2 separate regions of the Homo sapiens genome follow, and region 2 is linked to region 1. The links are chromatin loops, found by intact Hi-C in ENCODE. Cell type or tissue: HepG2. All regions are shown on one strand. Links, peaks and the distances in the headings refer to the core of each region. The heading gives the core; the rest is flanking DNA.

What was found. Peaks named below come from ENCODE experiments on the same cell type or tissue, not always from the same donor. Only the 100,000 strongest peaks of a DNase experiment are listed, where the experiment ranks them.
Region 2: a loop joins it to region 1, with 32 times the contacts of the local background. A loop is called at or near these places in 83 of 110 quality-filtered maps.

What each region holds. Positions count from the first base shown.
Region 1 is chr7:13,279,384-13,284,779 of GRCh38, forward strand. No RefSeq gene overlaps it. Among named protein-coding and RNA genes, the nearest start is that of ARL4A, 590 kb to the left of the region's middle. In HepG2, for the core only: a CTCF peak has its summit at 3,218 (motif pointing right); no DNase peak of the experiment used is centred there.
Region 2 is chr7:14,688,793-14,694,188 of GRCh38, forward strand. It overlaps DGKB (diacylglycerol kinase beta), which reads right to left. Exons shown (of 26, transcript NM_001350709.2): 9 at 5,283-5,396. Among named protein-coding and RNA genes, the nearest start is that of DGKB, 210 kb to the right of the region's middle. In HepG2, for the core only: a CTCF peak has its summit at 3,038 (motif pointing left); no DNase peak of the experiment used is centred there.

The DNA.
Region 1 (5,396 bases), core at 255-5,254:
TTAATCTGTATTTCCTTAATGGAAAATAATATTGAATATCTTCCTATGTACTTATTTTCCATTTCCATATTCTCATCAGTGAAGTGGCTGTTCATATCTTTTGCTCATTTTCTATTAAATTATTTGTTTTTTTACTTGAGTTTTCATATTTTTTAAATGCTACTCCTTTCTCCAGTATGTGTTTTGAAACTATTTTCTCTCAGTCTGTAGGTAGCTTTTTTTTCATCCTCTTAACGAATGAAACATCCTCTGTCTTTCACAGAGCAAAGGTTTCTAATTACAAGGTTTAACGTTTCAGTTTTTCCTTTTATGGATCAAGCTTTTGGTGTCATCTAAGAATTTTTGCTTATCCCTAAATCTCTAAAATTATGTCCCATTTTTTCCTACAACTTTTAGTGTTTGTGTTTTAATCTATTTTTTTCAGGGGCTTTTTTGTTGTTGTTTAATTTGTGAGGTATAGGCTAATATTCTTTTTGTTTGCCAATGGAATATAATCTATCCAACATCATTTGTTGATAAGATTATCTTTTCTCTACTGAATTGTTTTTGTACCTTTTAAAAAACTGCACAAGTAAATATGTTTGGCTAATTTGAAATGTCTTAAAATAGAAACGGTTACTTTCAATCTTTTAATTCATATTTCTCATCTATAACCACTAGATGGCGAGATTGGCTTTTATAAGTTTATAAATTATTAGCAACAGGTCCCTGAAATTTTTGATATGGCCTTAGTGAAATTTTATACTCAGAGCTTTAATGTATTATAGTTGTTAAAAAAGTAATTTTACAAAAAGAGCTCTAAATATTTAAGGAGAAGTACAATATTAGTTTATTTTAGAATGTTAGAACCCTCATTCAGTTTTAATAGTGAACTTAGAAAATGAGACAGAAATTAGGCAAATGTTAAGCACTAAGGTAGTGTACATGTGAGTCCTCATGCGTCATTTTTCAAGAACTGTATATTTTTCTAATTCACAGAAAAAATATAAAATTCCTTGATGAATCTTTTAATAAGTTGTCTTTTTTTTTACATTTTTTTCATGTGTATGTCCATACTTACATATTATAGGCCTTGATTTCCAAAAAAAAAAAAAAAAAAAAAAAAAAAGCCCTTTCAATTAGAAAGATGTTTATTGACTTTGAAGACAAAGATATGAAGAACAAAGATTTGTCAAAGTGAGAAGAAATCTGTTGGGAAACATTTGTATTTTGCGATAGCTCTGTGAGATGTCTGTAATTTTTTACTGAAATATTTGAATCCATTTCATTAGTGTTAATTATTATTAGATATACTTATGTTAGTAAAATGAATACATGCATTGGATTGTGCTTCCAGTTTGTCATTTACCTAAAAGAAGTGTGGGAGTGCTCATTACCTGATGACATTGAGTAGTATAGCGAGCAAAACCTGGTTAAAATAGAAAAAAAAAAATCCATGTGTTTCTTTAATAGTCCTTCTCACTGTTCTATATGTCTGCTAATTATTAAATATCATTTTTACATTTTTTCTTGAGGAAACTACTTATTTAACATGGAAACTTATCTAATGAGGTATTGAGAGAAAGAGGGAGAGAGAGGTGTTCTGATGCATTTTTCACATACTCTAGAAATATATAAGCTATACTACATATCTACAGAAGTATAATTATAGTTTTATAGTTATAAATATAACAATTATTTTTTTAATTGCCAGATTTTAGGCTATGTGGAAAAAAAATTATTTAATTGCTGAAGCTATATTTAATTTTCTCATCATTTAACTTTTAGAGACATCAGTTTATTAAGTCAGCAATTGCTATAAAGCACTTTCTTCACTCAGCTTCATGAATACCATTTTATCATTAAGTCTTTAAAAGATCAATGTATAACCATGTGGCATGATGGAAAATCTGGGCTTAAGACAGGTTCAAGACCTAGGTCTTTCATTTTAACTTACTATGTAATTAACCTTACGTTTTAAAAAATTCTGTTATGTACCAGGCACTATAATAAACTCTTGAGATAGATAGATAGATGATAGATTGCCAGCTACATGTCCCAAGTGTTTATAATAGCTATCGATTTATCTATCATCTGTCTATCAATCATCTGTCTGTCTGTCTGTCTGTCTGTCTGTCTGTGTCTTGCTTCATCTTAATAATGACCCTACACTTCAGGTAATAGTACTCACATTTTATGGAACAGAAACCATGGCTCTGCAGGTTTAAGTCACTGGCCTGGGATAACAGAGCTGGCCAGTGGCAGATGGAGTATTTGAACACATCTTATTCTGAAGCCTACTTTACCTCAACTTCATCCTTTTACTACTCTGGGCTAGCTCCATCTATGTCATCTGTAAAATGGGCAAATACAAGAACATGAATCCTAACATACTTCTGATTCTAAAATATTCCTCTCTGGTGTTGTGAGGGAAGATTTTCAGCTCTTTCGGAGTTGACTTAGTTCCCCAAGGCATTCGTTTTACCAAAGCAGCACTCACCAAGGTCAAGGAAAACCTTTGAAATTTCCAGTTAAAAAAATAGACATGCATATATGTATAAAATATCCTCTTATGATCTTTGATAGTATTTAGTATTTTTACTGATTAAAGTTTTTTTTTCTTTTTCTGGGATAAGAACTACTCCAAGAACATGACAACTAGCAGAAAATGAGAGCTGAAGTAGTGTGATGAAATGGAAAGGAACATTTCATTAGTAACTGTAGAGAAAGGAAAAATGAGCTGTTCTTGCTCATAATGTGGATCCAGTAGAAAGTACCAGACCCAATAAACAAATAATTGATTAGAAATATAGCCAAGAACATAGATTCCAAGAGATACCTTTTATAATCCAGGATTCTGTTACCTGATTTGGTTCCATAATAAAAACAAGCACTTACTAACAATTATACATGACATTTATGTTATTTTATACTCTGCAGAAATCTACTTACTGTATTCTTTCTCAGTCTTATTTCAAGCAATTAAAAAATTGTTTGTCTTGTCATGTTGAAGGTCTCAGTTAATGTAAAGTTAATAAAACCGAATCCTTGTCCTGTCCCCTATAATAGTGTAGAAGGCAAGAATAAAAACTCAATTGTCATATATATGTGATTTGTTTATTCTTATAAAGATATATAAATATATAGTGAATTAGTAATAATGAGATAAGCTTGTCCTCTGAGCTTTCCAGCCACTAGATGGAGAACATGCTTTGTGAAATAGTATATGAGAATGAGGAAATCAAGCCAACTTAACTTTGCTGTCTGGGCAAAATTTGTTAATTTGGGTCATATATTAGACTTTTCTGTTTTAGTGGTCAATGTGGTTCAATTTTAAGTTAGGGCATAATTTGCACAATAACTAAAGTTGAAATTAATACTCAGAAACAAACCATACTCTATTTAGAACTAAAATCCATTAAGTTGTCTGAATTACAGGAAGAAGCTGACCAATGAAGATAAAGCCAATTTGTTACATTGGAACAGCTGAACTGGTGAAAAAATTAATATAGCATCCAGCAATCAAAGGATAGGATTAAACTCCAATGAAGTCACTTTGTTTCGTTTTTAACTCTTAAGAAGATCGTTAGCCAAACTGTTTCAAATGGCACCTGGGTTAACACTATCATGAAAATTTTTTTGATCTAGCAAACTTGAAATAATGGCTTCACATTTCTTAATTTCCAGCTTTTAAGCAAATTATTCTGGACTTTGACATCAGTGATCTATGTGGATAGTAACATAGCTATTTTAAATATGCTTGCTCATCCCTCGACTAGTCAAAATTAGGCAGGAAAATGTTATGCTACGGCAGGCAGCCTTATGATGACTGAAATTATAGAAATTACATAAAATTATGTCAACAAATGGCAATAACTTGATATATCAAAATATAGATAACTCTTTTAAGATGTAATTCTGGCCCTCTTAGTCAAGCGTTTATCTTGAGGGGCCATATTGGCAACTAATTTATACAGGACAAAAGTAAAAGAAGAATCTCTATGAATAGATGGGCAGTGATTGAGTTTAGGTGCCAAGGACAATGCTGAATTTTGGGGCAGTTTTTCCAGTGTTATTGTCCAAGAATGGGAAAGTAACTTTTGCCAAGAAAATTCAATGTTCTACAAGCATAACACCATATGTATATGGCAGAGTCGAGTTGATTGCCATGATTATCTCTCTAGTAAATACCATCAATAGCCTCTACATTAAAAATAAAATTGGAATGTTGAAGAACACAAGTACAAAAATAAAGCCTTAATAAACTAAATTACATTAAAATGATGTTTTATTATTTTATGTTGATTTTATATTATTGCTCAGGAAAATGGACACTCTGCATTTGCCAAGTGGAATAACACATACAAAAGCCCAAGTATATGAGGGTAAATGTTTTCCAAATGTCAAAGTTCTGTAAGAGGATAGCATTTAGTATTTTCTTGTGTTGTTAGACTAGAGAACGATTTCACAATTAGCAGTTTGTCAGAATCATCTGGAATTTTTTTTTACATTTTTATTTTCTTTTAATACAAATACCTTGGGTAGAACTGTAAATATTACAATTTAATAAATCTTATGGGTTTCTCAGGATATTCAGGCCTGGAAACCTTACATTAGGCCACATACCTTCTTCCCAGTAGGGTTTAGACCTTGTCTGCCATTGTAGCATCTGTGCCCAATACAAAGCATAGTCCAAAGTAGAATCTTAGTAACAGTTCAGTAAATAGATGATTAGGGATACTCTCAGCAGTAATAGCAAGTGATACTGTTCTAATTGCATGAGTAATTATTGTTCTTATTCTTCATTTTCTCATTGCTGTATCCCCAGTGCCTTTTACATGATCTATAATAGAGAAAAAGCTAATGGGTACTTGTTTAATGAACAGGTAAACATTCAGAATGCCCTAAAAATGCAGATGTTTCTACCTGAGAATCAACACATAGACCTTGTCAAATCCACAATCAAGCTTTATTTATTCAAGGTGCCATGTTTATCACTTACAGGGATGGCTTCCAGCCACCTGAGCCTTCTCCCTCCTAATAGATTTATCCTTATCAAGATTCCCTGAAATACTGAATGGTCCTTGACTGCTAGAATTTTGACAGAAGTTGGAATGTAGTAACCCATACTAAAAGTACTGTTAGTAATTCAAGAAATACAACGGTAAAATTGGATTTCAACCTTTTAGTTTTATTCCTGTGTACACTTACTTCATGTTAGGAAGTGCTAAAATAAAGCAATACAATACCTATTACATTTGCTTGCAGCAGAAAAATAGGTGACATGTTAGTTTTTTTTCCCCTCACCTATGCAGTTCTGTCTGTAATTTAGTGAGATGACTAATGGCTCAAATACAGAAAAGCCAACTTTAAATGGATTATTTTGTGACTGTCTCAGTCAAACACTTCATGACTGC
Region 2 (5,396 bases), core at 117-5,116, 1.4 Mb after region 1:
TGATTCTAAAGTTTTAGTTTTTCCATAAATAAAAATCATTATCCTAGTGATTCTAAAGTTTTAGTTTTTCCATAAATAAAAATCTTTATCCTAGTGATTCTAAAGTTTTAGTTTTTCCATAAATACTTCCAAGATCACATAAAATGTTCAAGTGAACTAGGGCTACTATAAATAATTTTTTTTCAGAAGACCTCAAGGAGAAATTTCATTGATGTCCTAACCCACATGCTTCTCTCCCCACACCTAGTTATGTTTCAACTGACTTAACTTATATAGAGAGAGAGAGGAGCTAATGTTACAAATAATTACTTCCAACTCATTAAATAACAAAGAACATTAAATTACCTTACTTTTTGTCCAAGGTCTCCAAAAAAAAAATTATGACAATGTGACAGAAACTCCTCTTATTTTTTTTTTTTTTTTTTTTTTTTTGAGAGGAGTCTCGCTCTGTCGCCCAGGCTGGAGGGCAGTGGCGCGATCTCGGCTCACTGCAAGCTCCGCCTCCCGGGTTCGTGCCATTCTCCTGCCTTCACCCACTGCGCCCGGCTAATTTTTTGTATTTTTAGTAGAGACGGGGTTTCACCGTGTTAGCCAGGATGGTATCACCTGACCTCGTGATCCGCCCGCCTCGGCCTCCCAAAGTGCTGGGATTACAGGCGTGAGCCACCGCGCCCGGCCGAAACTTCTCTTTTAGACAAAAAGATGAGCTCTATTAGGCCTGGGCAAAGAGAATGCAGAGAAAAGTTTTAAAATTCTGAGTGGAGCTGTCATCAACTGTTCATCTCCAGACCACACATTGTAAGGTCACCTGTCATTCCTGAGGCTCAAATGCAAAATCAACAGCAGGTTACACCACGTAGTCATTTTTCTTAAATGACACAATCTGGAATCTCAAGAATTTTTGCATTCATCTAGTTTTGTAACTGCTTTCTACATTGAGCAAAGTATAGACAGCAGAACAAAAACTCTTAACCAAATTAAAAACTTTTAAAAATCGATGTGCTGAACATCAGCTCCCAAAATATAATACATAGTCTTCTATTCTCCATCACTCAGGAATTTCATCAGAGAACACACTGCATATTACTTTACTGAGAGTCAAGAAAAAAATGTGTCTTAAACAATCTCAGTCAAAGGCAAAGTTTAAATGACCTATAAGAATTGAAGACCAGGATTTTTGGCACACATATAGTGAGACCAAAGTATAAACCATCCAGAAACCATGCAGGCTAGATGTGGGTACAACAATCCACAATAACAAGTTAAGGTATCGCTATTTCAAGCTAGTCTACTGCTTAAATGTACATTTCTCTTTTCCCTATAATATAAATTCAGGAATTTTCCTTGAAAAAATTAAATGACGATCCAAAGTTAGAGATTTCAGAAATTGAAGCCTTATTAATTATCTTGTTCATGCAGGAAAAGGAAATGTTCAAACTGAAAGAGTATTAGGAAACACTAACTTCTCTTCTTGGCTAACTTCTCGTTTTTCCGGAGACAGCAACTGCCTGGTATAAAAATGACCTAGTTAGTTAATAACAGAGCTAAGGTCTGTTATCTGATCAATTTGATGACGTTCACTGCTCCTATGCTTTCTGTCTATTAGTCCTCATGTCTTGCTGTGGTTGTCCGATTGTGCCAAGTAAAAGGTATTAGATTCCTTTCTTCCAAATGAATTAAAATAAATTAAAACTTTTTCTGTTTTTTAATCTGAGAAATGAGTGATAGAACAGATCAGCGGTTGGCAAACTATGGCACTGAGTCAAACCTGGCCAGCAACCTGTTTTTGCACATGCAGTTTTATTAAAACATAGCTTTTGTGGTTCATTTACATAATTTCTGCGATTGCATTTGTGCTGGAACAGCAGAGTTTAGCAGTTAAGGCGGAGACCTTATGGCCCCATAGCCAAAATTACTTAATATCTCTCCCTCTGCAGACAGTTTCCAATCACTGGAACAGAGTTTACCTCTATATAAAGTTATTCAACAAAAAAAGTGTTTTAATTACATTGGATTTTTTTAAAAAACAATTCTCCAATGAGATGAATTCTGAAGGAAGAATGAATAAGTCTCAGGTATAAATTTTCATTGTGGTAATCAGAATCACAAAGCCATCCAAATTCTCAATTTTCCTTCAAATCTAAGAGACACTAACACTCTATACCATTTCTGACCCATTCATCTTGTATTTTGTAAAGTTTGTAGAGCCTCTTGTAAGAGAAAAGATATGGCTCTTGCTCTCTGCTATTTGGTATAGAATCTGGTCCCCATCAACTCCATTTCTGATTTTGGTACCAAAATAGATATTCTTTAAAATAGACTAGTTTTTAAACTGCTGTTGCTGGAGAAAAATAAATTGCATTGAAATCGTAAATGTTGTGCCTTACATTAGAAGTGAAGATTACTCTCCCAGGACTACTTCCTTTTCTGTGTAATTTGACTAGGACACCACAGTCACTTTCAAATACACTGTGGTATTTTACATGCACCATCAATTAGAACCTACTCCCCGAGCTCATAATTGACAATAGACAATAACATATAGGACAACCTAACAAGACAAGCTTCACAACAAATGGCCAACTTCAAACTGCAGTATCTAGATTTTCAATTAAATAAGCAAAGGTGAGGGGATAGATTCATGGATCAAATTCTCTACAGGTAATAATGTAACACATTAACTGCCTACAGAAAGGAAATAAATCTCAATTGCTAAAAAAGGTTCTCATCACTCAGTTGTCTTGGTGTCATTCTTGCTTTTTAAAACAATTACCATGCCTTAGAATTCAACAGCTCTTTCTAACAAATAGATGCTGTATTTTGTGATCATTACACATGATTATATGGCTTATACATTTTATTAAAAGACAGCTTAAAATGTAGGTGGCTTACTTTTTTCACAAAAATGAAAGAAAAGGGAAATTTCTTCTTTTAAAGTTGTTCTTTACAGAGATGGGGTGGGGGGCGGAATTTAGTCTCAGATTTAAGGTGGTCTCTTGAGATTAAATAAGGTGCCTCTGCCATCTAGCGGCCGTCACTGGTAACACAACTCTGGAACACAGCTCTGATAGCTATAATAAAACCTTAGATTTCTCCTATTTAGCTCCAGACACTCCCTTTTACTAAAAACATAAAAAATAAGTTTACAAATACTATTAAAAAGTAAATTATGTACAGTTAATAGAGTGCACATTAAATGCATAGAATTGCCTTACAATTGAAATAATACTACACTAGAAACTAATGAGGTATTATATTGGTTTAAAATACTTTGAGTTAAATCATATAGATTTGTGGACTCTATTACCTGTGATAATTTTTATAACTTCACAAATATCTATATTTATAAATTAAATAATAAATAATATATCAGCAGTAGTTTCCAAAAAAAATCATCATTTCAAAAAATCTCTTGTGACATTTAAAATACGGGCAACTGACTGTCCCTTTCTGCACTTTTCTATCTCACCCTCGACTACCAGATGATTTACTTGCTCATTCCTGCATCTTCCCTCCTTCTCTCATCCTAGAATTTACATAGATGCTTAGAATATACAAAGTTTAGCTTTACAAACATAAAATGTCCTTCTCGGGAATCATTATTATTGGAATTTCCTGACTAAAGTTATCTGACAATTTTTCAGGATAAAGTATACATTAAACCTTAAAATGTCAACATTTTGTCAATTTTTCTTTTGTTTTCTCCCAGTAGTCTGATTTACATAATGGTTTTTGTCATAAGGTACATGAACAATTAAATAAATATTGATAATATAGAGCTAAATATGGTATTATAAAAAAATACTCAGTTATGTGTAGTATAAGAAATTCAGGTACAAGAAAATACTATTTCACAAAATTTTTAAGTGTAGAACTACATACTTATTAACAATAATATATATATTATATTTTGTTTAAATAAATTAGTTTAAGGGTAACTTTCCATATATCACTTATTAGTATTTTATTGTTTTCCATCCTCTGACCATGTCTTGGATCCCATGGGCCTCATGAAAGGTAAGCTTCAACTGAGTTTAGAAGAAATTTGAAGACCCAGGTAAAAAAGAAAACAAATAGTAATCTCTTGAAACCTATTATTTTTTCCTAAACTTATACATATTCCTTAACCCTCAGCTCATTTGTATATTCCTAAAGCCCATTTATATATTCCTAAACCCATATGTGCCAACATATTTTTATATATACTCATATGTTTCACAAACACAGACAGTAAGTTATCTTGAGAAATGACTTTTAAAAATTTGGTGTCTTGAATAACTATGATATAGTCTTGAATCTGTAAAAATATTTCAGCTGGTAATAAGAAGTATGAAGAGTTTTGGGTTTGGCAGCAAAGTGGTGAATACTATGGTCTTACACCTTAAAACTCTAAATATTACAATTTCATTGTTCTTTCCACCCCTAATGTTCTTTGAAATTAAGTAGACATGTTATTCTATACATAGTATATCTAATTATTGCATAACTATTAATGCTGAATTTAAAAATCTGGCATACACTATAGATTTCATCAGATTTTTAGAATAAAAATAACTGAAATCTGCTTCAAGTCTGGGTCAGCAAGATTTGCTTTCAAAGTCATTATTATATTACATTCTCATCTTAGGTTGATTTATTTTATTCCTTCACAATGGTATTTAATTGCAACTAGAGGAACTACTCCAAGAAAACTTTTGACAGGCGATAGAATAAGAACCTGGCTCCTGCTGATACAGGAAAAACTTACGTTTATTTAAGTTGGTGCAAAAGTCATTGCGTTTTCTGCCATTAAAGGTAATGGCAGAAAACGCAATGACTTTTGGCACCACTAATCTTTAAACCACTGGAGATATTTAACTGCCTCCTCCAAGTATCAGTTTTCAATAAAATAGATTACCTTTATAGGTAGGAGGAACATTGAAATAATGAAGCACCAAAAGAACTGCAAAATACAATAATACTGGAGAGCCTCTTGCTTTAGATAATATGAGGAGGTCAGTAACTTAAAAACACTAGATTGCACCTTCAACAGAGGAAAACAAAAGAGAGAGAATATATTTTTAATCCTGAAGTAATACCTGGAGTGAATCAATATGTGTGTGGCAAGTATTACTACACAAGGAGTTACTGTCAAATTGCACCGTGGCATACTTATTAAAAGTTCCAGGCACTCACTGCATGCTTAATGGTAGAAAATGGTCACATCAATCTGTAATCAAAATGTGTAATAGAGAGCCCCACTGACTCACCACCAGGCCACCCTCCTCTGTGGAAATGCTTACATTTTCTAAGCCCAGGAGCACAAGAAGTGGAATCGTTGTCATTCCTCCTTGAATCCATTCCTCCAGAGACACGGTTCCATCATGATCATAGTCAATTTCTTCCATCATTTCATG